Linked DNA regions of Homo sapiens: region 2 is linked to region 1. The links are chromatin loops, found by intact Hi-C in ENCODE. Cell type or tissue: mesothelial cell of epicardium. All regions are shown on one strand. Each heading gives the region's core, and the rest is flanking DNA. Links, peaks and the distances in the headings are about the cores only. Region 1 holds the start of MIR126 (microRNA 126). Region 2 holds the start of LINC01451 (long intergenic non-protein coding RNA 1451).

Region 1 (11,195 bases), core at 1-8,000:
ACCCATCTGGGTGGGGTCTCGCTCAGGGCAGGGGTCTCAGCTCCTTCCCTCACACTGGCCACTAGTGGCCCCCAGTGCCTGGCCCTGTGCAAGGTGGTGGGGAGGGGGCCCTCCTTCCAGAGGCTCCCAGCTAAGGCCGTGAGGCCTGGGGAGCCCCGGAGGCGCTGGGCTGGGTGAGCATCCTTGGGCTCTGATCCCAGCCCTGCCCAGGTGCGGGGCACACCTGCCCAGCCTGGGGCTGATGTCACTTCCCTTTGGGGGCAGAGTGAGGGCTGGATCAGCTCTGGGAGAGCAGAGGGGAGACGGGCGGCTGTGATGGGGTGGCTGGGGGTGGCCGCAGTGCAGCTTCAGCCAGGAGACCCACAGCTTTTCCGTCCCTGCTCCCGGTCCCCAGCCTACCTGCTGGCCCCCTCCCTCCCTGCTGCCAGTCCCCAGCCTACCTGCTGGCCCCCTCCCTCCCTGCTCCCAGTCCCCAGCCTACCTGCTGGCCTCCTCCCTCCCTGCTGCCAGTCCCCAGCCTACCTGCTGGCCTCCTCCCTTCCTGCTGCCAGTCCCCAGCCTACCTGCTGGCCCCCTCCCTCCCTGCTCCCAGTCCCCAGCCTACCTGCTGGCCCCCTCCCTTCCTGCTGCCAGTCCCCAGCCTACCTGCTGGCCCCCTGGAGGTTCCCTGGCTGCCTCGGGTTAATGATCACCCCCAAGTGCCCTTGGATTTGACCCCGGTGACTTCCAGGAACACCAGCAGGCTCCACCCCTCCCCCGGGCTAGGGCTGCCTCCCTCACTGGCTTCCTGAGATGGAGAGGACTGGGAGAGAGGCGTGGGCAGGGAAGAGTGCCATAATCTCCTCCTAAACCGGACAGGGCCCTGCCCCCCTGGCTAGCTGCAGACCCAATATGGGGACAGGTGTGAACCAGGCAAACACGTGCTAGCTCAGGAGGGCTTCCTAGAGGAGATGAGTAAAAATTTGCAGGATGAGCTTATGGAACTCTGGGCCAACCAGAGCAGGACACATATCCCAGGTCCCAGGGGCAGGACAGCCACAAGGACCCATGGCAGCAGCGAAGGCAGGGGTGGGTGGGCCGCAGGACAGGGCTCCCCAACCACATGCAGCCTGGGGTGTGCCTGGCCTGTCCCCAGGGCTGCCTCAGCTGTGCGTCTCCCTGCCTGCAGGTGCCCATCGTCCCCGTGGTGTACTCTTCCTTCTCCTCCTTCTACAACACCAAGAAGAAGTTCTTCACTTCAGGTACCCCCACATGTGTGCACCCGGGGTGTAGGCCCCGCCTGACCCTACAGTCACGGAGCCCCGGGCCCCTCATCGTTCCCATTTCCGGGTGGCACCCGTGGCGTGGCCACACGGTGACCATGTGGCGAATGAGTGACTCAGGCTGGAGTCCCAGCTGTGGGCTTCATGGCCTCATGGCCCTGTGAGATGGGTGGTGCTGGGCCCATTTTTCAGATGAGAAAACTGAGGCTCCAAGAGACTTCACACGGATGGACCCCAGCTGTGCACACAGCTTGGGGGCCTGGAGGGCGGCCTCTGAGCCCATGTGTCCAGGCTGATGCCCGCATAGGGTAGATGGAACCCAGGCAGCCCAGGGGCACAGGCTGCGGGGCTCATGACCTCTTGCCCCTTCCAGCCAGTTCCCAGAACGTGGGCACCTGGTGCCCAGGCAGGACAGTGGGGTCAAAGTTGGAGAGCAGTGGGGGAACCCAGCTCCATCTCTCCCACAGCCCCTCGCCCCGTATGGAGGGCAGAGGCCAGGCAGTGAGGTAGGGGCTGATCAGGAAGTGGGGCTTTCTGGGGGCAGTAACAGGGGAGCGCAGACTTGTCGAAAATGCGGCGTGAAGGCCAGGCAGCCATGGGGTTTACTGCAGCAACGTTACTGCAATTAAAATAACCCACCACGGCTAGGGAGTCCAGGGGAAGAGCCCGGCCTCGGGCTTCCCAGGGAGGGGCTGTGGGGGGCTGGGGAGAGGCGAGGCCAGGGCAGCAGGCTGAGGTGGGCCCCAGCTCCCCACAGGCCACTGAGGTCTGTTGCTTCCCCCACAGGAACAGTCACAGTGCAGGTGCTGGAAGCCATCCCCACCAGCGGCCTCACTGCGGCGGACGTCCCTGCGCTCGTGGACACCTGCCACCGGGCCATGAGGACCACCTTCCTCCACATCTCCAAGACCCCCCAGGAGAACGGGGCCACTGCGGGGTCTGGCGTGCAGCCGGCCCAGTAGCCCAGACCACGGCAGGGCATGACCTGGGGAGGGCAGGTGGAAGCCGATGGCTGGAGGATGGGCAGAGGGGACTCCTCCCGGCTTCCAAATACCACTCTGTCCGGCTCCCCCAGCTCTCACTCAGCCCGGGAAGCAGGAAGCCCCTTCTGTCACTGGCCTCAGACACAGGCCCCTGGTGTCCCCTGCAGGGGGCTCAGCTGGACCCTCCCCGGGCTCGAGGGCAGGGACTCGCGCCCACGGCACCTCTGGGAGCTGGGATGATAAAGATGAGGCTTGCGGCTGTGGCCCGCTGGTGGGCTGAGCCACAAGGCCCCCGATGGCCCAGGAGCAGATGGGAGGACCCCGAGGCCAGACGCACACTGTCCGAGCCCTCTGCTCAGCCGCCTGGGACCCACCAGGGTGCAGCTGGGCTCCAGGGTCCAGCCCACAAGCTGCATCAGGCTCTCTGGGAGAGGAGGGGCCTGGAGGGCCAGGAGTCCCAGACTCACGCACCCTGGGCCACAGGGAGCCGGGAATCGGGGCCTGCTGCTCCTGCTGGCCTGGAAGACTCTGTGGGGTCAGCACTGTACTCCGTTGCTGTTTTTTTATAAACACACTCTTGGAAGTGGCTGGGGAGCTGTGGTCACTCACAGGGCGGGCAGGTGACCAGGGCGGTGGAGGCGACGCTGTGTCTTCCCAGCTGCCCTGCCTAGAGGCCCAGGGTGCAGGCACCGCCACCCACCCGTGTTCCCTATCCAGGAGTGGACCCACATCACCCTATACTACTTCCATCGATGGGTGGGGGTGTCGCCTAACGGGCAAGTGTGCCGGGATCCTCAGGCTACTGGGAAGGAGGCCAGAGATTTGCTCTTTGGCCTCTGGTTGGGGCCAACATGTCCCCAGGACAAAGCTCTCTGTGGCCTCACAGAAACCACCTGCCCACCCCCTCTGCCTTGGACCCCCTCCCCACCCCACGACTGCCCGCTCCACCAGGCCCCCTTTGCCAGCTGGCACCCAGCAGTGGGTCTGGGAGGGGTGGCCAGGAGGTGAGCGCCCTCCTCCCAGGCCCCCAGTCCATCCACTGACACAGCAGCTCACGTTTCATTTTTATTGTGCTGGGGGTCAGGCAGCAGCCCCCACTGAGGCCCCACCCAGCCTCCGGGCTGCCTGGCCTGTGCCATGGGTCCCAGGCTCCAGCAGGGAGCTCGTACCTTCCCTCAGCTGAGGGCCCACCTGGCCTTGGGATGCCGTTGGGGTAGCCAGGGTGGGGGTAGCCAGGGGTGGATTCACAGAGAAGATCCCAGCCCATCCCATGCCAGGGTCTGGGGAGCCTCCCGAGGAAGGGGAGGAGGAAGAGGAGGAAGGCCCTGCCTGGCCTTCCGCTCAGTCACCCCGAGGTGGTTTCTGGACCCCCAGCATGTTGGGCAGGGGCATGGGGGCTGCAGGGCGGCGTGAGGGGCTCAGTCCAGCCTGGGGCGCTGGGCAGTCACGAGTCTTTCTTGCAGGAGCCTAGGGTTGGATGAGGCGAAGGTCAGAGATCACTGCTCCCCACAGCCTCCCCGCCCAGCTAGATCTGACTGGCCCCTTGGCCTTTGGTCGCCCCCGACCCCCAAGCCTGGGTAGCCCCTCTAGGCCCACTGGGCCCAGACCCGGGAGGAGGGCTCTGGAGGGTGGGGGCACTCACAGGACCCCAGCTGCTCCTCCAGGAAGGAAATCTGCTCGCTCAGGGAGTCGATGCGGCCGAGCTGCTGGAAGGAGTGCACCAGGAGGCTGCCGGGGTCCGGGAGCCCATGCTCCAGTGCCTGCGAGGCCAGGCTGTGCAGTGGGGCCAGCACCAGCTGCAGCTTCTGTGGGTGCAGAAGGGCAGTGACCCTGGGCCGGCCCCCGCCCTCTCTGCTCCACCGGGGTCTAGGGAGGACCCCTGGGAAGGGCTCCACAAGCCTCCAGCCCCCGCCTCCGCGGCAGGGCTCCAAGTGTCCACTAGAGGGGGCTGCCGTGGCAGAAAAGCTTGCCGCAGAGTGGGTGCCTGGGGCATCAGGCTGGCGGGGTGGTCCCAGCCTTGGGGTCCCTGGCAGGAGAACTAGGGGGACAGCTGGACCACTGGCCAGTGGGAAGACTGGCAAGAGCTCTTTGTCCTGGTGGGGACAAAGATGGGGGGGTGGGGAGGTCTCGTCTGGGTCCAGGCTCTGTGTATTGTCTGGGGGGCTGTCAAGCTTGGTTCCTCCGGCCCTGGGGGGTCCTGGTCAGTGTCCAGCTGCTTCTGCCCAGCATGGATCCAGGCCAGGGCCCCCTCGGCAGTCAGCAGCGAGGAAGCCACCTCCCCAGGGCCAGGACCTTTTCAGACCACCCCCAGCCATCCGTGGGTCGGGACCATGTCCCAGGAGACTACGGAGCCTGTACCCGGGCCTGGGCCTCTGCTGTTGTGAAGACCTGCCCCCTGCCGACGTCTCACCTCCTCCAGCAGGTCCACCCTGGACTGCCTGCCTCCCCCCCCGACGCCTCATCTCCTCCAGCAGGTCCACCCTGGACTGCCTGCCCCCCCGACGCCTCACCTCCTCCAGCAGGTCCACCCTGGACTGCCTGCCCCCCCGACGCCTCACCTCCTCCAGCAGGTCCACCCTGGACTGCCTGCCTACCCCCCCGATGCCTCACCTCCTCCAGCAGGTTCACCCTGGACTGCCTGCCCCTCCACACCTCACCTCCTCCAGCAGGTCCACCCTGGACTGCCTGCCCCCCCCCCCCCCCACCAATGCCTCACCTCCTCCAGCAGGTCCACCCTGGACTGCAGCCTCTGCACTTCTTCCTTCATTGCACTGTCCACTCCTGCGGGCAGAGCCAGGCGCTGGGTCACGGCCGGCCGGCTCCCCACCCACACCCCCAGGCTCCCTCCTGTCCCCAGGGAGAGGCAGAGCCAGAAGACTCAGGCCCAGGCCTCTGCCGCCCCCGCTGCCTGCCTGGCGCTGGCCAGAGGTCTCAGGGCTATGCCGCCTAAGTACGTCGGGGCGGGTGGCTCTGCGCAGAGGCTCAGGGTCCCGGCCACGCTGAGGGAGGTCAAGGCTGAGGTCTCAGCGGCGTTTTCGATGCGGTGCCGTGGACGGCGCATTATTACTCACGGTACGAGTTTGAAGTGTCACAGCGCGTACCAAAAGTAATAATGTCCCGTCGCCAGCGGAGGCGTGGCGTCTTCCAGAATGCTGCGCTGGATGCAGACAGGACCCCGGGACGGGGCACTTCTGCCTTCTTGGCTGATATGAGGCTCCGGGCAACCTGCCCCCAGTTCTCGGGAACCCACCTATCCTCCCTCCCCATCCTCCCTCCCTGGAGAGGGAGTCCCCACCGCCTTCCGCCCAGATTCCAGTGCCCCCCACCATGCCTAACAGCCACACGGCAATGTCCACTGCCTGCCCGCCTCCCCAGGCCAGGCACAGCCAGGGCTGTTTACCTGTCGGGTTGGGGGCCACCCTGGGGGGCCCTCCCTTGGGCACACAGAGTGTACCGTCTGCAGACAGGCTGTGCCCCTCCCAACACTGGCACCAGTAACTGCCGGCGGTGTTGACGCAGCGCTGGGGACAGCCGCCCCTCCTAGCACTGCATTCATCCACATCTGCAGGAAACGGGGTGTCAGGCGGCCATGCCTGCGGGAGGGGTCCTGCCCACACAGCTCCCTTCACAACCACCCACTCATGGGCCAGCAGTAACCCCAGGACATGCAAGGAGGTGCCCAGGACCCTTCCAGGGCCCCCCAGGGTAGAGCCAGCCTCACCTGACTGGCAAGTGTCACCCCGCCATCCTGCAGGGCAGCGGCAGCGGCCAGGCTGGACACAGCTCCCTCCGTTCCGGCATGGCGGCTGGCATATTGCTGTGGGCGGGGGAGGCTGGTCACCAGCTCAGTTGGGTCCCCAGCACCCTGTGGGGGCAGCTGCTAGGGAGTGGGTGCTCTGCGGCAAGGTGGTGCTTTGCTCGGGGTTCAAGAAAAGCAGCAGGAGCGTTGCTGGAAGATTGGGGAACAGTCGCCCTCCTAACACCGGGCGCCGAGGGACATAGCCCTCACCTGCTCCACAGGCCCCAGGAAGCCCGCTGGTCCTCTTCCAGCCGGGGCAGCACGCGTAGCGAGGCCTGGCAGGGGCCAGCCCAGGGCTGCGGCGGTAGGCGGTCCTATAGATGGTTCTGTGGGGTGGGTGGGACAGCTCAGAGGGGCATCCTACTCCCCCTTAGTCACCTGCTGGGCATCTAGAGTCCCCTCTCAGAGTGCACAGGGTCACCCCAGCATGCCCCCAAGGGTCTTCTCCTCAAGGGATGGCACTGAGGGGTCACTGCACAGCCGTTTCCCTGCCTGGGCCTTCCGGTGCTGGCCGGGACTCAAGCCACAGCAGGAAGGCCCAGCCACACTCCGCATGGAGCAGAGGCAGTGGCCAGGCCTGTGTGTGCCCCCACCTATCTGGTCTCCTACTGTGGGGGCATCCAGGCCCAGAGGAGAGGGTGTGCCCGGCCTACGGCGAGTCACGGCAGAGTGTGGGCCCTGGGCATCGGAGCCCTTCTTAAACCTCCAGAAGTCTGAATTCCCAGGCCCCTCCCCCAGCAGGGGGTGGAGCTCCCACACCCAGGAAGGAGGACTCTGAGACTTAGGGGTGTGTGCCCCTTGTGTGGGCATACAGGACATTTCAGGGTCTCATCTGTGCCCACTGGGGGCCGTCATGTGGAGGGGGGTGCCCAGTGGAGTGGGACCAGGGGAGTCAGGCACCATTCTGTGTATATGGGAACTTGCAGCCAGGGATGCCAGGGTAGGGAGGGGTTAGTCCCCCGGAAGTGGAGGGGTGCAGACAGGATGGGTGACCCCTCTAAACATGGGGATGCTCTTAGAGGTGCGGTCCTTTGAGACGTGTCGGGGCAAGAGCAAGGATTAGGACACTGGAGGTGATCGTGGAACCCCTTGGCTCCGGCCGCCCTGGGTCGCCCATCTCAGGCAGCCCTCTCATGGCTCTGGCCTCAGTTTCCCATCTTGGGTCCCAGGATTCACCCCCGCCTCGCCCCTGACATGCTGATGTGTGGCCGACTTGGGAGGCTGGGGCTGGGTGAGCTCGGTGTGGTGGGGCACTCACCGGTAGGTGCTGCAGGCCCGGTGCCCGTCGCAGGTGGTGAGGAAGGGCTGGTACACACGCTGCACGAACGACTCGGAGACAGGGTCCCCGTGAGCCCGGACAGCACACACCCTACGGCTGCGGGGGTGGAGAGGGGGTCAGCCCAGGAGTCCCAGAGCAGGACCCAAGAATGATGGGAACATGTGGCCGGGGCAGGACCCTCAGCAGGAGCCCCCAGGGAGTCCCCGACAGGTGCTGAGGGCCGCCTCTAGGAGGTGCTGAGGGCTCCCGGTCCCCCCACCCCAGCACTCCCAGGCTAGGGCTTGGCTCACCCGGGCCGGTAGGCGTGCTCTGTGCCGCCCACTGCCAACACCAGAAGCCACATCAGCAGCACCTCCTGAGAGCCCCTCATGGCCTGTGCCTCCAGGCGGGGTGGCCTTCTCCTCTGGGTGGCCTGGGGCACAAAGCATGACCCCTAAGTCTCCCCGCAGATGCCCCCAGGACGCGGGTGCAGTTTGCACTTGCTCCGCGAGGCCTGCCCAGCTCATCTCCGCTGGAGCCTCCACCGGTGGGACAGCCCCACGGTGGCGCCCACTCTCTCCTCCGCTGGCCCCCTCTTCCAGCTAGCCAGACCCTCGCCAGGCACAAACAGCTGGGGCCACAGCCTGGGGGCACAGGGGGGGTGACGCTGTCCAGAGCTCTTGGTGCAGGAATCGAGTGGATCCTGCTGGGCATCTGCCCGAGGCTCCGGGAAGGATGGCTCCAGCTACGGGTGGCCGTTTCTCCTGTCCTGCCTGGTTCCAGGGCCCTCCTCACAGCAGGGCAGGGGTGAGTTTGCACCCCAGTCTATGCAAACGGGGTGTTCGTGGGCAGAGCTGGGATCCAGCCCCACCAGGGACCTGCCGGCCTCAGCCCTTCTGGAATTTGATTTCTCATCTGAGTGTGGAACCGGCCCCAGCAGGTGGGCCAGCAGCTGCAAGCCAGCAGGAACCGTGCGGAGGGTGCACACATTCTAAGACCACCAGAGGGGCGGCCTTCATTTTAGAGGGGGTCCTTCCCAGGCTGGGATATGTGTGCAATCAGCCTCCAGGGATCCTGGGACAGTGGCTGTGCCAGGTGCACACCTGGGGGTGAGGAGCAGCCCCCGACAGTGTCACCGGAACCGGAATCCAACCCCCTCCTGGCTGTGCAGCAGGAGCCAGGGGCCCGGGTGAGGCTTCCTGAGAGCATGAGAGCCCAGAATTAATGGTCTGTGGCAATGCCGGGGATGGGGATTCTGTCCTATGCGCAGCCAGGGGTCTGGAGACCTGGCGAGCCCCTGCCATGCTGCAGGGTCCCACCCAGGGCCTCTCACGGGTGCTTCCCAAAGGCTGGGTGGGTTCCTTCCGAGGCACTGCAGGGCCCTCCGCAGGGAAAGGCCAGGCTTCGGGTCGGGGCAGAGGCTGGGGTAAGGCTGTCCCTTCTCTGGGATTCAGTTTCCTCACACACTAGAATAGGGTCTCTGAGGCCCCTCCTCAGCTCTGACAGCCAGTCCTATAAATAGTCACACTGTCCTCAGTCGCTGCTGGCCAGCCCCACTGGGTGTGGAGCACGATCCCACACCTGCTTCCCACGGGCACTGCCAAGGCATCACCCGGTCCCAGCGGGGAGGGTGGCTGGGGGTCCTTCCTGGGCCTCCAGTCCTCTGTGCGCTGGAGAGAGGAGGGCAGGGCAGAGGCTGCCAACTAGGCAGAGGCTGCCCTGGGCAGCTGAGGGGTGGGGACTTAGCTTGGGGGCAGGGGGGGCATCACAGCAGTTTTTGGGCAGGAGTTTGTCGAGGGGGCAGAGCTGGCTGGAGATTAACTCTGGGGATGGGCCCTGGATGAAGGACACTGTTAGGGGCTGGGTCTGGTGCGACCTCAAGGCAAGACTCGAAGTCGGGGGACATTGGGGAGTGGGACCCGGGAAGGAAGAGGTAGGGCAGCGGCCCGGCGGCTTGATGTGGGCAGGGGGATGCCAGGGCGGGCCTGGGGGTAGGCGAATCTCCCAGACCTCATTGCCCCCCACACATATTGGCACAGCTCCCCCCCACAATTCCTGAGAGTCGCCTGGACAGGAAGCGGTGCTAAGTGGAGACTCAATTTTTGAAAGTCATGTTTTCCCGAGGCCAGAGGAAGCCCGTGGTGCTCTCCGAGCCGGTGCTGCAAGCCCCATTTCCCCGGGGGGGGCCACGGCCTCGACCCAGGGGTGCCGGGCGGGGAGGGGGCGGCGGCGCCAGGTGGACCAGCAGTCCGGTCCCCGTGCCCCCAGCGCCCACGGGCTCCCTCCCCACCTGCCCGGCAGCAGCCCCGCAGCCCCCACCCGCGAGAGGCCGGGTCCGCAGAGGGAGGGGCCTGGCTGCGCCGCAGGCACTGGCGGACCCCTCGCGGCGGGAGCAGGGCTGGGGACCGCGGGGCCCACGAGGGAGGGCGCAGAGGCGGAGCGAGACGGACCTGCCCGCCGCCCCCTCCCAGCCGCGCTGCTGGCTCCGGGGTTCGCGGGGGGCGGAGCAGGCGGCACAGGCTGGGCCCCGAGGCGCTGAGTCGCGCCGGGTCGGACGAGGGGCCGCGGCGACCCCGGCCCTCCCCGCCGCGCCGCCCGCCCGCCCGCCGCCGGCAGGGGGAGCCGGTTCCCGGGGCCGCTGGGCCCATTCTCCCGGCCCGGCCCGACCCAGCCGCGGGCGCCCCGGCCCGCTCCGCCCCCGGCCCCAGCGGTCGCGCTGCCTCGTCCCGGAGCCGCCCCCAGCTCCGCGCGCGGCCAGGTTCCCCGCCCCCGGGGGCTCCGCGGGTCCCGCCCTCGACCCAGCCCGGGCGGCGACCGGACCCCGACCCCGGCGCGCCCCGCTCGCTCCGCACTCACCGCCGGATCCGGGGCGCGCACGCGCCGCCGCCACTGCCGCCCGAGCCCGCGCCGTGGGGGCCCCGAGCCCCGCCCCGCCCCGCCCCCGGCCCCGCCCCACCTGGCGGCCCCGCCCCGCCCCCATTGCGCAGACGGGGAAACTGAGGCCCCGCGGCGGACGAGCTGCCCCCGGGCGGGCAGTGACTCTGCTGGAACCCGGGGCTGACGCAAACGCGCCTCTGAGCCGCGGCCCGCCAGCACCCCCTCCGGGAATCCTGGGGCCCGAGTCCCCGCGGCAGGGCGCTCGCTGCGCGGTCGCTGGGGACGCACGACCAAGCCCGGCCGCCAGGAGCCAGGAGAGGCCGCCCAGGGCGCCCACACTGACGGGGCTGCGGGCCCTTTGCTAGCTTTCAAGCCCCCCAGGCTGAAAACCACCCCGGGACGCCCATCTCAGCCGCTGGGGGGCCGCGCGGTAGGCGCCCGGCGCAGGTTAGCACTGAGCTGGGTCCTGCAGCCTCGCAGGCAGTGGGCATCATGACCGTCCCCACCGCAGGCCCAGAGACCCAGATCTCCTCTGAGACCACATGGCAGAGCCCAGGCCTGCCTCCTAGCCTTAGCGTGTTAGGTTGGGGGCCCCTGCGCCGGCCCCCACCTGGCCCTCTCTCAGGCATCAGGCACCCTCACCGGGGTCACTGGGTCACTGCTGAGTTCAGCACAGTCAGGGCCATCGCAGAACACTCCTCCCAGCGAATCCACAGGCCCCCAGAGAGTCTCCTCACACCAGAGGTCCCTGGGCTGGTCACCTCTCTTCTCCAGGCCTCCATTTCCAAATTTATAAGATGGGGCTAAACAGCCCTGGGATCTAGTGACGGTGAGGTCGTGGCCACACAACAATTGTTACAGCTGTTACTGCGGGCGCGGCACGTGGGGCTCGGGCCAGCCCAATTCAGCAGCCCCTCAGACCCCAGCCGGAGCCAGCGCCCTGTGTCATAACCCGCGTGGGCGCCGGTGTGAGAAGTGTTCCCTCGGAGCAAGGGGTTTGCTGGGACTCACCTGGC
Region 2 (12,159 bases), core at 1,559-9,558, 50 kb after region 1:
TCTCTGCCACACCTCAGGACGTAGGAACCATGAGTACCCGTCTTTGCAGCTGGGGAAACAGGCTCCACAGTTCCGCGGCTGCACCAGGTCATGGAACCCTTCAGGTGCCGCCACCACCAGGCAATGCTGCCTTCTAGGGGCAGAGCACGGGGCTCCCTGGATGGGCTCAGACTCGGCACTGGGCCTGCCTCTCCCTGGGGCTTCACTACCCCAGCCCCAGCCAGTCCTGGCAGCAGCAGGGAGCTGGGAGCCAGCCTCCAGCCCCTCCCCGTGCTCCAGCTGGGCTTCCTGGGTCCCCCCTGCCCCCAGTCCAGGTGTGGGCTGGGATGGTGTGGGGGGCGGCGAGGTGGGCAGGGCAGGGGGCTGGACACCACTTCTCTGGGCTTTTCTTGAGAAAGGGCCCCTCCAGCCACGCCCTCCTGGGCCGCTATCAGAAGCCAAACACAGAGCCGGGGAGTGTCAATACCTCAGGCCTCCACCTGGCAGCTGGTGCCCGTGAGCCAGGGGCCAGGCGGGAACTCCGTAGACCCCTCTGAGCCCAGAGCTCTGTGCTATTTTTAACACCACTGGGAGAAGTCAGGCAAATAGTGTGGGCCCCTCCCCACAGCCCTGTGACCTCCACCCCTGTGTTTGCACTCTCACTGGGCAAACAGGCGGCGATAAGGCAGAGATTAGAGGATCGCTCAGCTCCCAATAAACAGCTTCTTCTCCCCCAGCATGGGATTCCCAGCACCAGACCCCAGGCTGGCAGCTGCAAGGGCTGAGAGTGCAGGTGCCCCCGCCCTGCCCCCACCCCTGCCCCCGCCCTGCCCCCACCCCTGCCCCCGCCCTGCCCCCACCCCTGCCCCGCCCTGCCCCGACCCCTGCCCCGACCCGTCGTGGCTCTGGCTTCCCGGTCCGAGGCATCTCCGGCACCCCGGGGCACACCACCAACCCAGGAGCCCCTGCCACCCCCGCAGTCCCACCCTGCAGGTGGGCATCTGCCGGACGGGGTTGGGGTTTGTCTCCAGCAAGGGCCAACCAGGTTGGGTTTGGATGGACATGGTTGGAGCTCGGCCACCATGCACCTGCTGTCTGCTTTGCCGTTGCTGCCCCGTCCAGCCTGGCTCTCCACCTTTTGGTGCTGGCTAGGAAGAGTTGAGGTGGTGGAGGGGACGTGCTGACACACAGCAGGCACTTGGCAAGCCGGCGACCTGGCCTCCCAGCCCCACACTGGCCTGCCTGGCTCCCTCAGCTGCCCTCCGGCCTGCGCCTGGCCTCCCTCCTGCACCCGCTCCAGCTGGCCCGAGTTCCCTTGAAAGTGCAGGGCCAGGAGGGGACATGGCAGCCAGGGAGGCATGATGGGGCCCAGCAGAGTCGACAGTCACTTCCAGAGTGGCGGGAGGCGCTCGCCCTCGGCAAATGCCACTCGGGATGGACTCAGTCTGGGGTTTGGGCAGAGTTTGAGTTGGAGATCCGCAGAGCTGAGGCTAAGGTTGGTTTGGAGCCAGGGTCAGTCTGTGCCTGGGATCAGAAGCCAGGCTCTGATTGAGGTCAGAGGTCACCCCGTGGCTGGGATGGGAACTCATTCTGTGCCTGGGTCAGGGCTCAGGCTATGGCTGGGAGCAGAGTTTAGTTTGTAGCTGGGATCAGGGGTCAGTCTATGCTTTTGACCAGGGCTCAGCTTAGTCTGGGATCAAGGGTCAATTTGGGCTGGTGATGGGGGCTCAGTCTGTGACCAGGGTGAGGGGTCGACCTATAGGTGGCCTCAGGGGTTAGTCTGCGGCTGGGGTAAGGACTTGGTGTATGGCTGGGATGAGGGTTCAGTGTGTGACTGGGATCAGAGGCCAGCCTGTAGCTGGGATTAGGGATGAGTCCATAGCTGGAGTAGACACGCAGACTGTGTCTGTCAAGACTTAATCTGTAGCTCGGATCAGGGCTCAGACTGTAGCTGAGATTAAGGATCAGACCAGGGCAGGGGCTGGAGTTCAACCTGGTCTGGACAGTCTCTGCCCCTGCCCCGGCCGCCCATTTTTCCCCAGCTGTCCTGGGTCAAGTTGCTGCAGCTGAACTTTGCTTCCTCTTTGGATCAGAGCGTTCTTGGCCAGCACCCAGCAGCTGATTCCCCAGGGGAGAGGCCCCGTTCCCGCCAGCCACATTCCCACGCCGGCCTGGGAGGCTGCCAGAGAGTGGCTGGGTGTCGGGGGCTGCCTCCCAGGGGACCTGCCTCTCACCCTGCCCAGCTCTGAGGACAGCACGAGATTCCTGCAGATGGAGCTCCTAACCTGTGAGTTCCCTTCCCCAGAGCCCAGTGTCCCCGTTCCCGCCTTCCTGCCCAGGGCGAGGGGCCGGGGAGATGGAGGGCTTTGCAGGCCTGCAGACCAAGGTGGGAGAGGCCGGGCGCTTCCCCCAGGTTCTGTGACTCAGGAAGCCAGCCATGGGTCTGTATCTCCCTGGGCCTCGGTTTCCCCAGGAACAGAGTGGGCAGGGGTGATGGCTGGACGGGAGCCATCCAAGGCCCCTCTGGCCTGTCTCTCATCCCAGTGTGACAAATCTGACTGGCCAAGGATGCACGGGGGCCTTGGCTGCTCCTGGGGGCTGACAACAGCCTGGGTCCCTATAGACCCATTGAGGCAGGTGGGTCCCAGGAGGAGCCAGTTTGTCCTTAGAACCAGAGGCCCATCCCAGGAGTCTGCGGGTGAGACCTCCAGGTGAGGCATCACCTCCAGCGGGTTCGTGCAGGGGTCGAGGCCTGTGTGGCCAGAGGGGCCCGGCTGGCTCTGAGAGACTGGCTGGCGGCTGGAGCAGGTCTGGGGCAGGTGCACCGTCTGAGGGTGACTCCGCCCAGCTCCCAGCTCCAGGGGGCTGAGGAGCCCCAGCAGTTCTGGGTGGACAGCTCTGAGGTCAAAGCCTGGGGCTGGGTGAGGCTGAGAGCCAGGGGCCACAGGGCTCCATCCCCAGTCCTCAGGCTCAGGGGCCCTTAGGAATTCCTGACTGCACGTCCTGAAGGCACAGCCACCACACAGCTGGGCAAGAGTCCCTAGTGTGCGGCTTCCTCCTGGGAGCCTCCCAGCAGCTGACGTGGCCCCGTCATCCCACTCTCCAGAGAGTAGCGCTGAGGCTGAGATGCTGCTGACCATCCCAGGCCCTGACAAGGCGTGGTGTGTGCTGTGCGCACAAGATCCCACATGGGTGCTCTGACCAGGTTCCCCAAATTCAAAGGGAGAACATGGAGGACCAGGGAGGGACAGGGCCTTGGCCCAGGTCTCTAGGTCCAAGTTTTGGGAGCTGCCTCTCTCTGATGCCCCCTGTCCTCTCTGGGGACCGAGCAGGCTGGGACATGTGCAGTGGGGGCTGGGCCTCCTGCAGCCCCACGAGATCCTGCAGCTGCTCAGCCGGTGTTGCAACCGGGCTCCCCCACTCCAGACGTGTCCCAACCTGCAGCGGCCCCTGCCCCTGGGCCCAGAGGAAAGCCTCGCCCGCCTTCCCAGGGCCAGGACAAGCCCCAGCGAGGCCTGGCCCCCGTGCCAGCTCTGAGCGTGAGAAAGTGCTGAGCCGGGGAGGAGGGTGTGGAGTGGCTCCAGGTGAGTGCCCACCTTCTTGAGCCCAGCCCCCAGCTTCTGCCCTTCCTGGCCGCTGACCCTGGCCCTGTCCTGGAGCTGGGGCAGAGAGTACCAACCTCCAGCCCCTCGGGGGCTGGCCCCTGGCTGCAGCTCCCACGCCTGCCCCTCAGCTCTGCCCCTGAAGCAGTGCGTGGCTGCACACAGCTGGCGCTAAATAGCTGTCTCCATCAGGACAGGAGGCAGAGCTGGGTGTCTGGCCATGTGGCCAGCAGGGGTCTGTAGGGGTGGAGGAGGCTCGCCAGAGCAGTTCCTTCCTTGTTGGAGTCACTGATCTGGGCTGTGGTGGGCCCTGGGTCAGGTGTGGGGCCTGGGCCACCCCAGAGATCCCTGCTGTCCTGCTGTCCCAAGAGCCAGACACAGAGCCCAGAGTCTTTGGGCCTCCTTGGCAGCCCTGGGGTTCCCAGGATAGGGAGCCCCACATTCCCAGCATTCACCCAGGGCCCCGGGAGCACCGAGGCCTGGTCTCTGGGTCCCAGGAGTGGCCCCGGGTCCTTCGTGGGCCACTGGAGAGAAGGAAGGAGAAAGGAGGAGGGGCCCAGAGCCAGGAGTGCACGGGGCCTCCCTGAACCCTGACCCTGAGGGGCATGAGCCCACGGTGGGTGTGGGGCAGGCGCCCCGTCCTCTGAGCAGCCAGCTGTGGAGGATGCTGCCCGGGCATGTGCCCGCTCTCCACACCAGGAGCTGCCTGGTGGGAACCGGCCGGGGCTGCCCTGAGAGCCCAGCAGCATCAGAGGCGGGTCCCCCATCACGGGGCTCTGGCTGGAGCCTCCTAGGCCCACTGGCTTCAGACATATTGTCTGCTTCACACATGGGGAAACTGAGGCACCCAGCAAGGATGCAGCTGACCTAGGCCACCCAGTCTCTGCACCACAAAGGGGCTTCCAACGGCCCCAGAGCCCACCAGGCCCATGAAGGCCCCTCAGGACTCCCTGTAGGGGGCTCAGCCTTGGCCCCAGCAAGACTGGGGAGACACCAGCTTTGCCCAGGAGCTCCGGGGAGGCTCCCGGGAAGAGGCGTTTCATGCCCCAGGCGGCTGCAGACCGACCGATGTGCCTGAGAGACAGCAGGGGCGGCACCGTGGCTAGGGAGAGCGGTGCCCGGGCAAAGCCCCTGCACAGAAGAGAAGATCCAGGCTGCTCCCCACGTGTCTGTGTGATGAGGCAGAAGAGGCAGGGCGCAGGTCCTGGGGGCTACAGGACTCAGGAGCCTGAGGCATGGGGCTGGGCCTGGCGTCCCGCCCGTGCCCTCCCTGGTGGGCCGCAGGTCTGTCCTCACCTGCCTTGGGCTGTGCTGGGCCCTGACCAGAGGATCCCCTGGGCCTGTCTGCCCCCCAGCCCTCGGCTCACTCAGCACTCTAGTCCTGGACCCTTCACCAGCAAAACCTGGCTTCCACAAGCCTCAGTGTGAGGGGCTCCTGTCGGACCCTGGAGATTCCAAAGTGGTTTTATTTAGGCCACTCCAGGCGTGGCAGCACCCAACGACCAGGGGAGAAGATGTCCCAGGGACCACACAGCGATGGCACGTGTGACCGGGCACTGATGGGGACAGCAGGGTGGCTCGCTGGCCTGGCTCTCGGAGGAGTCACTCGGGATGAGGTGGGGGGTTGGGGGACAGGCAGGGGCCAAGGACTCGAACTTCATCCCTCGGGCAGGGGTGGGTTTCGCTGGTGCACGAAGACGTCCAATTCACACCTTAGAAAGATGCCCCGGGTCCTGTGAGCAGTGCTCAACCTGCACAACCACACGCTACCAGGTTCAGCCTGGAGGATGGCAGGGGCCTGGTCCTGGGGTAGAGAGGAGGTTGCCCACCTTCAGGAGCCTCCTGATCCCATGGCCAGCCCCTCCACCACTGAGCCCACCTCGAGCATCCTGCCCCGGCAGCTTCCCCCACAGGGAGGGGCCACCCTTGTTTATGGCCAGGTCACCACGGCTCCTTCACCATCTGCTGCAGAGGAAGGAAGGCCCCCGTTACCCACCCCACCTGCGGCGGCCGGCGCTGGGAATGGGAAGCCGAGGGGACCAGGCCACCTGTTCCCAGCCTAGGAGGAGCAGGGGGAAGGTGAGGCTGGGCTCAGCTAGACATGAGCCTGTGGGCCTCCAGCCAGGTTACCCCCACCCAGCCCCACGAGCCCACCCAGCCCTGCCTCTTCACCCTGGCTCTGATCGTGTCCTGGAGAGGCGTCCTGAGCCCCATACGTGCCTGGGCAGAACGCACCATCTCCCCCGACACCCAGGGTCCCTGGGGTGAGGGCAAGACTCCACACCCAAGGGTCCCTCCCCTTCCCCCATGAGCCGAGAGGGGCTGTGCTGGGGAGGTCAGCCTGGGGACAACGTGGGCCCTGGGAGACGTGGTTGTTCACAGCCTTCCCTGCCTGTGAGAGGTGGGATGGCTCAGACTCTAGCAGCCGTGGGCCAGGCTGGGGCTGCCACAGCCCACGCATCTGGTGAGGGTCCCGGCAGAGCATCCTGTTCAGAGGCGGGAAAGCCACAGTACGGGGGCCTTGGTGGACCTCACTGCCGAGGGTCTGTGTACAGAGCACCTTTTCCCAAGGAGCCGTGGCAGGGCAGGACCCCCGCCGCCTCCCAGAACCAGCAGGTCTCCACGGGGTCCTTGTGCCCGGTGCGCCCTCCCCGTGGGAGAGGAGCCTGCGGAGAGGGCGGCCGGCAGGTTGGGGCCTGAGCCGGGGAGTCAGATTTCTGCCTCAGCACTCAGGCGGGTGTCGCAAGAGCAGAGAAAGGTTGGCCGCAGGCGCTGGGTGGGCCTTAGGGGGGCCTGAAAGGACTTTCGTGTGGGAAGAGGGGGCTTTCTGGAATCCCAGGACCCCCCACACGGGCGAGGCAGCCGCACTCTGCCCGGGGGGCCCCAGGTGGCGGTGGGGTGGGCATCTCCTCCCCGTCCCCAGAAATCGCACGCTGGGCCCGGCGCGGAGGGAGGCACTGGCTCCTCCCGGCAGAGGCCTGCGGGCTGGGGATGCCGCAGGGGTGGCCCCATGGGCACAGGGGGCTGCGGCCTCCGTCCTGAGGTCCCCTCTCAGGAGGAGAGCCCCTGGGGGCCTGCAGGGGTGCAGCCGCATGCAGAGGCCACTGCGAGGGTCTGGGAGGAGGAGCCCCCTGGGAAGCGGAGCTCAGTGTGGGCCCAAACGCTCCTGTGACCCCAGCAGCTCGCCCCCTTCTCTGGGCCTTGGCGTGCTTCCTCCAGGGGCTGCCCAGGCTGCCAGGCTCTGCCGAGCTGTGTGGAGCCCCCGGGCGTCCCCTCCAGGTGCCCTGGGCAGACATGGAGCGGCTCTCCAGCCCAAGCCGGCCCTGCACTCAGGTCTCAGCGTCCATCTCTGCTGTGGGCGACTATCTCGGGTGGGACCAGGCCACTCCAGATAGCAGGCGCTGGTTGTGGGGGGCTGGAAATGCCCCACACCCCTCTCCGGCCTCCGGCCTGGGTCTGGCAGGGGCCCAATAACTGGCCTGGCTGGGCCTTTGGGGTCTGTGGCCCGAGCTCTGTCAGGGGAGCTGAGACAGACACGGTCCAAGCGGCACCCCCAACCCCAGGTCAGCCTGGCGGAGGCCCGGGAGTCCTGAGGGAGGGTCTGCAGCCCCCTCCCCACTTCCTCTCCCCTGCACACTCCAGGCTGTCCTCTGCAAGGCCGTCACTCCGGGAGACACGGGCCTCCTGCCTCTCTTCTTCCCTCACCATGCAGGGGCAGAGACTGGGGAGGGTCCTGCGGGGCCAGGAGAGATGTTCAGTTTTCACTGTTCTTGGACTGTGACCCCAGCTGGGTGGGTTCGACCTGGTGGGACTGGCCCAGGCCACCCTGGCTCTTGGGCAGCCTCCTGGGTGGCCCCTCGGCCTGCCCCTTGCGTGTGGCCATGGGCAGCCAGCCTTCCGGGCCCCAGTTCGTTGCACAAGTTCCTGGGTCAACACAAACAACCGCGGTGCACCACAGAGTTCCCGGCCCGGCTTCCTCTCCACTCTGTGCGCAACCTCTGGACGGTGAGCGCCGCTGGCCCAGGCCCTGGTCAGGTGCCGGCCTCTGACTGCTCTGTGGTCACAAGTCACTGAAGCAGCTGGGCTCTGTGGGTCGGGGCCAAGCACCGCAGCCTCCTCTGGGGGTGCCAGTAGTGCAAGGCGGCTCCCTGTGCCTGCCAGGGCTCAGTCCCCAGACCACCGGCCTCACCAGTGAACACAGGGACATGACGCTTACACCCATCTGGAAAGTGGGGAAATGCACACGGGGGCTCCAGTGCTTCCTGGCCATAAGCTCATCTGTTTCTGGTGAAAAGAACCCAACCAAACCCACGTGGCAGGACTGGCGTCTTCTCCCTAGCTCAGAGAAACTGAGACCCAGAGACATGCCTAGCCTCCAAGGGTCCCTAAAATTCCTCCCCCTCTTCCTCCCGTGGCAGGACTGGCCTCTTCTCCCTACCTCAGAGAAAATGAGATCCAGAGAGGTGCCTAGCCTCCAAGGGTCCCTAAGGCTCCTCCCCCTCTTCCTCCTCCTCCTTCAGGAAGTCCTCCTGGACTGCCTCACCCAGAAGGGGTCTCGGCCTCCCTGGGCAATGGGGCACCCCCTACTGATGCCCTTTTCTGGCTATTTGAGGACAGTTGGTGCATCCAGTTCTTCCCTGTCTCCCCCCACTGGATTTGGCATACATTAGGCGCTCCATAAATGTTTGCCCATTGCTTGGCCCAACTCACATGCCTCTCTAGGTGGAAGGTGTGCTCATCTCCACCCGGACAGCGTATGTGTGCCAGCGAGGGCTCTGGTCTCCTGGCCTCCCCACCTTTGCTCCCAACGTGCCGTCAGCCAGAAAGCCAGGAAGCTGTTCCCGCAGGAAAGTGGCAGCCGGGAGAGCAGGGGCAGGCCAAGGACCTCAGGCACCCCAGGCCTCCGCCTCCTCTCCTGGGACCCGCCTCCCTCACACTCCCTCCTTGGCCCCAGGGGACATCTGAGGTGGGGGCTGCAGTGTCCTGGCGCCCAGGCTGAGTCTCCACTGCCCAGACTGCCCCGTGCTCCTGCGTCCAGAGCCGGCATGTCCTGGCCCAGCTGCGGCTGTTGGGCTGTGGCTCAGAGCCTGGCCTCGGGGCCGGTGTGACTTGGGTGGGGTTCTGCCACTTGCTGGTGGTGTGACCCAGCCAGCAGCCTCGGCTTCTTCACCACTTCCCTCACAGGATAAGGAAGTGAAAGATGGCAGGTGCTTACGGAGCAGTGGGCGCCCACGGAGACTGGCCACGGCCACGCAGGGGTGCAGGGGGATGGCCAGGGTCCCGTCCACGTGGGACTTAGGTCTCACTTAGTTCCAAGGAGAGCTGTGCCCCGGGAACCGGCCTCCATGCTGCCTGCACCACCAGCTCCTGCGCCTCGAGGGGCCGCACCCGGCAGAAGTGCCTGGTGTGGGGCCTTCGTCGAGGCAGGTCTTGGCTGGCAGCACCTGCCACAGGCCTGCGCTGGGTTCAGCACGTGCTTCACAAAACAGCAAGTAATGCCTGCACTACAGAGGAAAATTGGCCAGTGCGGAGGTGGGAGGAGAGGAAAAAACAGGGCTGGGCTGGCTGGAGATCCCCGCTGGGGCTGGTGGCCCCCCAGGCCTCCCCCAGGTGGTTCTCACACAGGCAGAGCGGCCGGGCAGGACTTCCCAGCACCTGTGCCTTTCCCCCAGGTGACAGCAGGCCAGACACCACGTGCTGACAGTGACTCTGAGTTTGTGTCGCCTTTTCCTTTAAAAGAATGACCTCTCCTTCAGCCCAAACCCTCTTCCATACACCTCGGCAAGCCCACCTCTTCCCTAGCTTCTCCTAGGCTGGCTGTGGCTGGTGTGGGTGCCCGGCTGACAGCCCCACCTAGGGCCCTCTCATGTCCTTCTGGTTTTGGCTGCTGGGGAGTTTACTGCCCTGGAAGGCAGTTTCCACACTAGCTCTCTGCCAGCCGCTCTCTGCACCTGCCTGGGAGGCCTCCAGGCACGCCCCTGCCCAGCCTCTTCATGTGGGAGTCCCAGGGGCAGCAGCCGCCGGGGCCAGGCCTTCCGGCCAAGCTCAGATGCCTGCTCTTTCCAGAGCCTCCCGATCGCCCCAAGTAGAGGAGCCTACAGAGCTGCCCCCAGCAAGGAGCCTCTTCTCACCCACGATCTCTTTCATTTTGCAGCGGCTCAGGGTGCCGCCATTCTCTCCAACTCACAGGGGAGAGGACAGGACAGAGACACTCACCGGAGGGCACCTGGTCTGGAGGGGCCGCCTCCTTCAGCTCCAACCAGCCCCAGGCCCTGCAAAGCCCCTGAGGGCCAGGCCCACCCGATGCTGCTCGACTCAGTAGCCTGGCCCAGCGTGGCGGCACAGCTTGCAGGAGGCACGAACCTGTTCCCAGCACACGGGCCCCACCACTTCCCGCCATACCGTTTGGGGCTCGCGTCTCCTGTGTGGGTGCTGGTCCCAGACCTGGGGCCTGCCAGTCCCCACACCAGTGCCATCGAACTCCAAGGGCCCTGTCCTCCCCACTCCGCCACACCCCGTGGGCGGCCCACATCTCCTGCACGGCTCTCAGCCCCTCCCCCTGCAGTCCTGAGGGTCTCCCCATAATGGCCCTCTTTGGCACTTCCTAAACCCAAAGAGGCAACAGATCAGAGACAGGCAGGGCTGGCCGAGGCTCCTGCAGGGAAGTGGGCAAGGCCCTCCCTCAGGCCTGTGCCCCCAGCCCCCAATCCCACACCCCCATCACCCCCAGGTCGCCCTGCAGGCACTGTGTGTTTGGACAGCTGGAAGCAGAGCTCGGCCTGTGACCTGCCTGGTCCAGCAACTGGACCTTCTGGAGGTGAGCCTGGGAGTGGCCGAGCAGAGGAAATCACCCCCATGGGGAGGTAGGGGAGGGGTGAGGCCCCCCCCACCAGGTTCTGGAATGTTCCGTGGGCTGGATCCTGGAGAACCCACTTCTCTGGGCTCCAGAAAGGCAAGGGCAATGTTTCTTTGACCTGAGAAAGCAAAGCAGCCCCCCGACATCCTTCCACACACTCATCCCCTCTGGTGGGGAGCCGGGGGGACACATATGAGATGGACAGGGTGGGGGCCCACACCCCAGGCTACTCGGACAGCAGGGGTCAATCCCGACGGGCTGGAGAAACCTCAGGCCCCAAGTGCACCAATGGCCCAGATGGCTGGAGACCTCTTCCTTTGTCTCCTCTGTCTCCAAGATCCAGGAGCCCAGGCTCAGCCTGCGAACCACCTGGCCCTGGCCCTGGAGGGGGATGGGGAGGGTCTGTGACCATCCTGGGGGGTATCTGCGCCCCCTTCTTCTACCTGGGGACAAGGGCGCGAAGTCCCATGCAGCCCCCATGCAGCCTCACGTGCCTGACGATGGGAGCCAGGCCAGCCCCTCACACGGGTGCTCCTGGGCAGCCTCTCTGGTAGCCTGGACGAGTCACCCCAGGGGCACATGCTCCAGGCAGCCCCCTCACCTCAGGGGGCATGGGAGGCGCTGGGGGTCTTCAGCTGGTGATGGGGTGACTGACGAGGATCAGCCCCAACCCCGGGGTCCTCTGGCCGCTGGCAACCGGAGCACTCCCCCAGTTGGAGCTGAACCATGACTCCAGTCCTTCCCAAGAGATGGTGGGGAATCGTCACCATGGCTGGAGTCCCGCAGACTGGGCAGGCCAGACAGGCCCTTGGAGGAGGCTGGTGGGATCCGAGTGGGCAGAGGGGAGACGGAGGAGGGAAAGGCAGCCCCAGCCTGCGGTGGTGCTTGTCCTGGGCGGGAGGGGCCCTGCTGTCACTGACGTGGGAACCACCGAGTCACCGGAGGGGCAGGGGCAGAGGGGTCTCGGTGGAAAGGGGGTCCCCAGAGGCCTTGGGAGACGGGGGAGGTGCCTAGGGCTCTCTGGCCTTGGTCTCTACCAGCTCAACGAGGGCTTTGTTCCAGGGGCCCCTGGGTCCCTCTGCCTCCAACAATCTGGGCTGCGTTTTCTGAGCACCTACTGTGTGCTGGGTGTGGGCGTCCGGGCAGGCACTGACTAAGCCTTGTCCCTCCCCAGAGTCACAGTGAGACACACAGCCACATCCTGTAAATGAAGACCTCGTGGCTCAGAGAGGTCAGGTAACTTCCCCAAAGCCTGTCTGGCCTCCCAGCACCATCCCTAGTCCCAGAGGGGAGGTGGAATGAAGGCAGGGCTAAGGCCAGGCTGCATGGAGGCAGAGGCACCTGCCGGCCTGCAGGACCAAAGGTTCTATTGGAGGCAGTGCCTGGGCAGACAAAGGCCCTCAGATTCACAAGCTGAAGCCCTAGCACCCAGGGCCCCAGTGTGCTACTGTGTTTGGAGACAGGTAAAGGTTGTCAAGGTAAGACAGGGTGGCCCTGATCCAATATGACTGGCGTCCTTGTAAGAAGAGGAGATTGGGACAGACACGCCCCGAGGGATGGCCATGTGAGGGCGCCTCAGGAAGACGGTGTGCAAGAGCGGGAAGCGGGGCCTCGGAAGAGCCAGCCCTTGGATCTCGGGCTTCCAGGAGAATCAGTTCCTGCAGTTGAAGCCACCAGGGTCTGTGCAACTTTGTCACAGCTGCCCGAGCTGACAAATTCACC

What was found. A loop is a pair of places that touch in the nucleus more often than their neighbours do. Peaks named below come from ENCODE experiments on the same cell type or tissue, not always from the same donor. Only the 100,000 strongest peaks of a DNase experiment are listed, where the experiment ranks them.
Region 2: it touches region 1 in a loop (21-fold over the local background); 1 of 110 quality-filtered maps calls a loop at or near these places.

Annotation. Positions count from the first base shown.
Region 1 is chr9:136,664,781-136,675,975 of GRCh38, reverse strand. EGFL7 (EGF like domain multiple 7) reads right to left here. Exons shown (of 11, transcript NM_016215.5): 3 at 11,191-11,195; 4 at 7,614-7,735; 5 at 7,303-7,419; 6 at 6,255-6,370; 7 at 5,967-6,062; 8 at 5,646-5,807; 9 at 4,962-5,026; 10 at 3,888-4,050; 11 at 3,298-3,712. The coding sequence starts at 7,693. The coding sequence ends at 3,690. AGPAT2 (1-acylglycerol-3-phosphate O-acyltransferase 2) reads left to right here. Exons shown (of 6, transcript NM_006412.4): 5 at 1,169-1,241; 6 at 2,049-2,833. The coding sequence ends at 2,224. MIR126 (microRNA 126) reads right to left here and starts at 5,374; the gene lies at 5,290-5,374. RefSeq lists enhancers at 702-1,201, 5,542-6,041, 6,042-6,543. In mesothelial cell of epicardium, for the core only: a CTCF peak has its summit at 4,146 (motif pointing right); a DNase peak (open chromatin) is centred at 4,175.
Region 2 is chr9:136,615,317-136,627,475 of GRCh38, reverse strand. It overlaps LINC01451 (long intergenic non-protein coding RNA 1451), which reads left to right and starts at 10,295. Exons shown (of 3, transcript NR_135288.1): 1 at 10,295-12,159. RefSeq lists a silencer at 11,865-12,159. In mesothelial cell of epicardium, for the core only: no CTCF peak of the experiment used is centred there; DNase peaks (open chromatin) are centred at 2,145, 3,404, 5,107, 5,412 and 1 weaker place.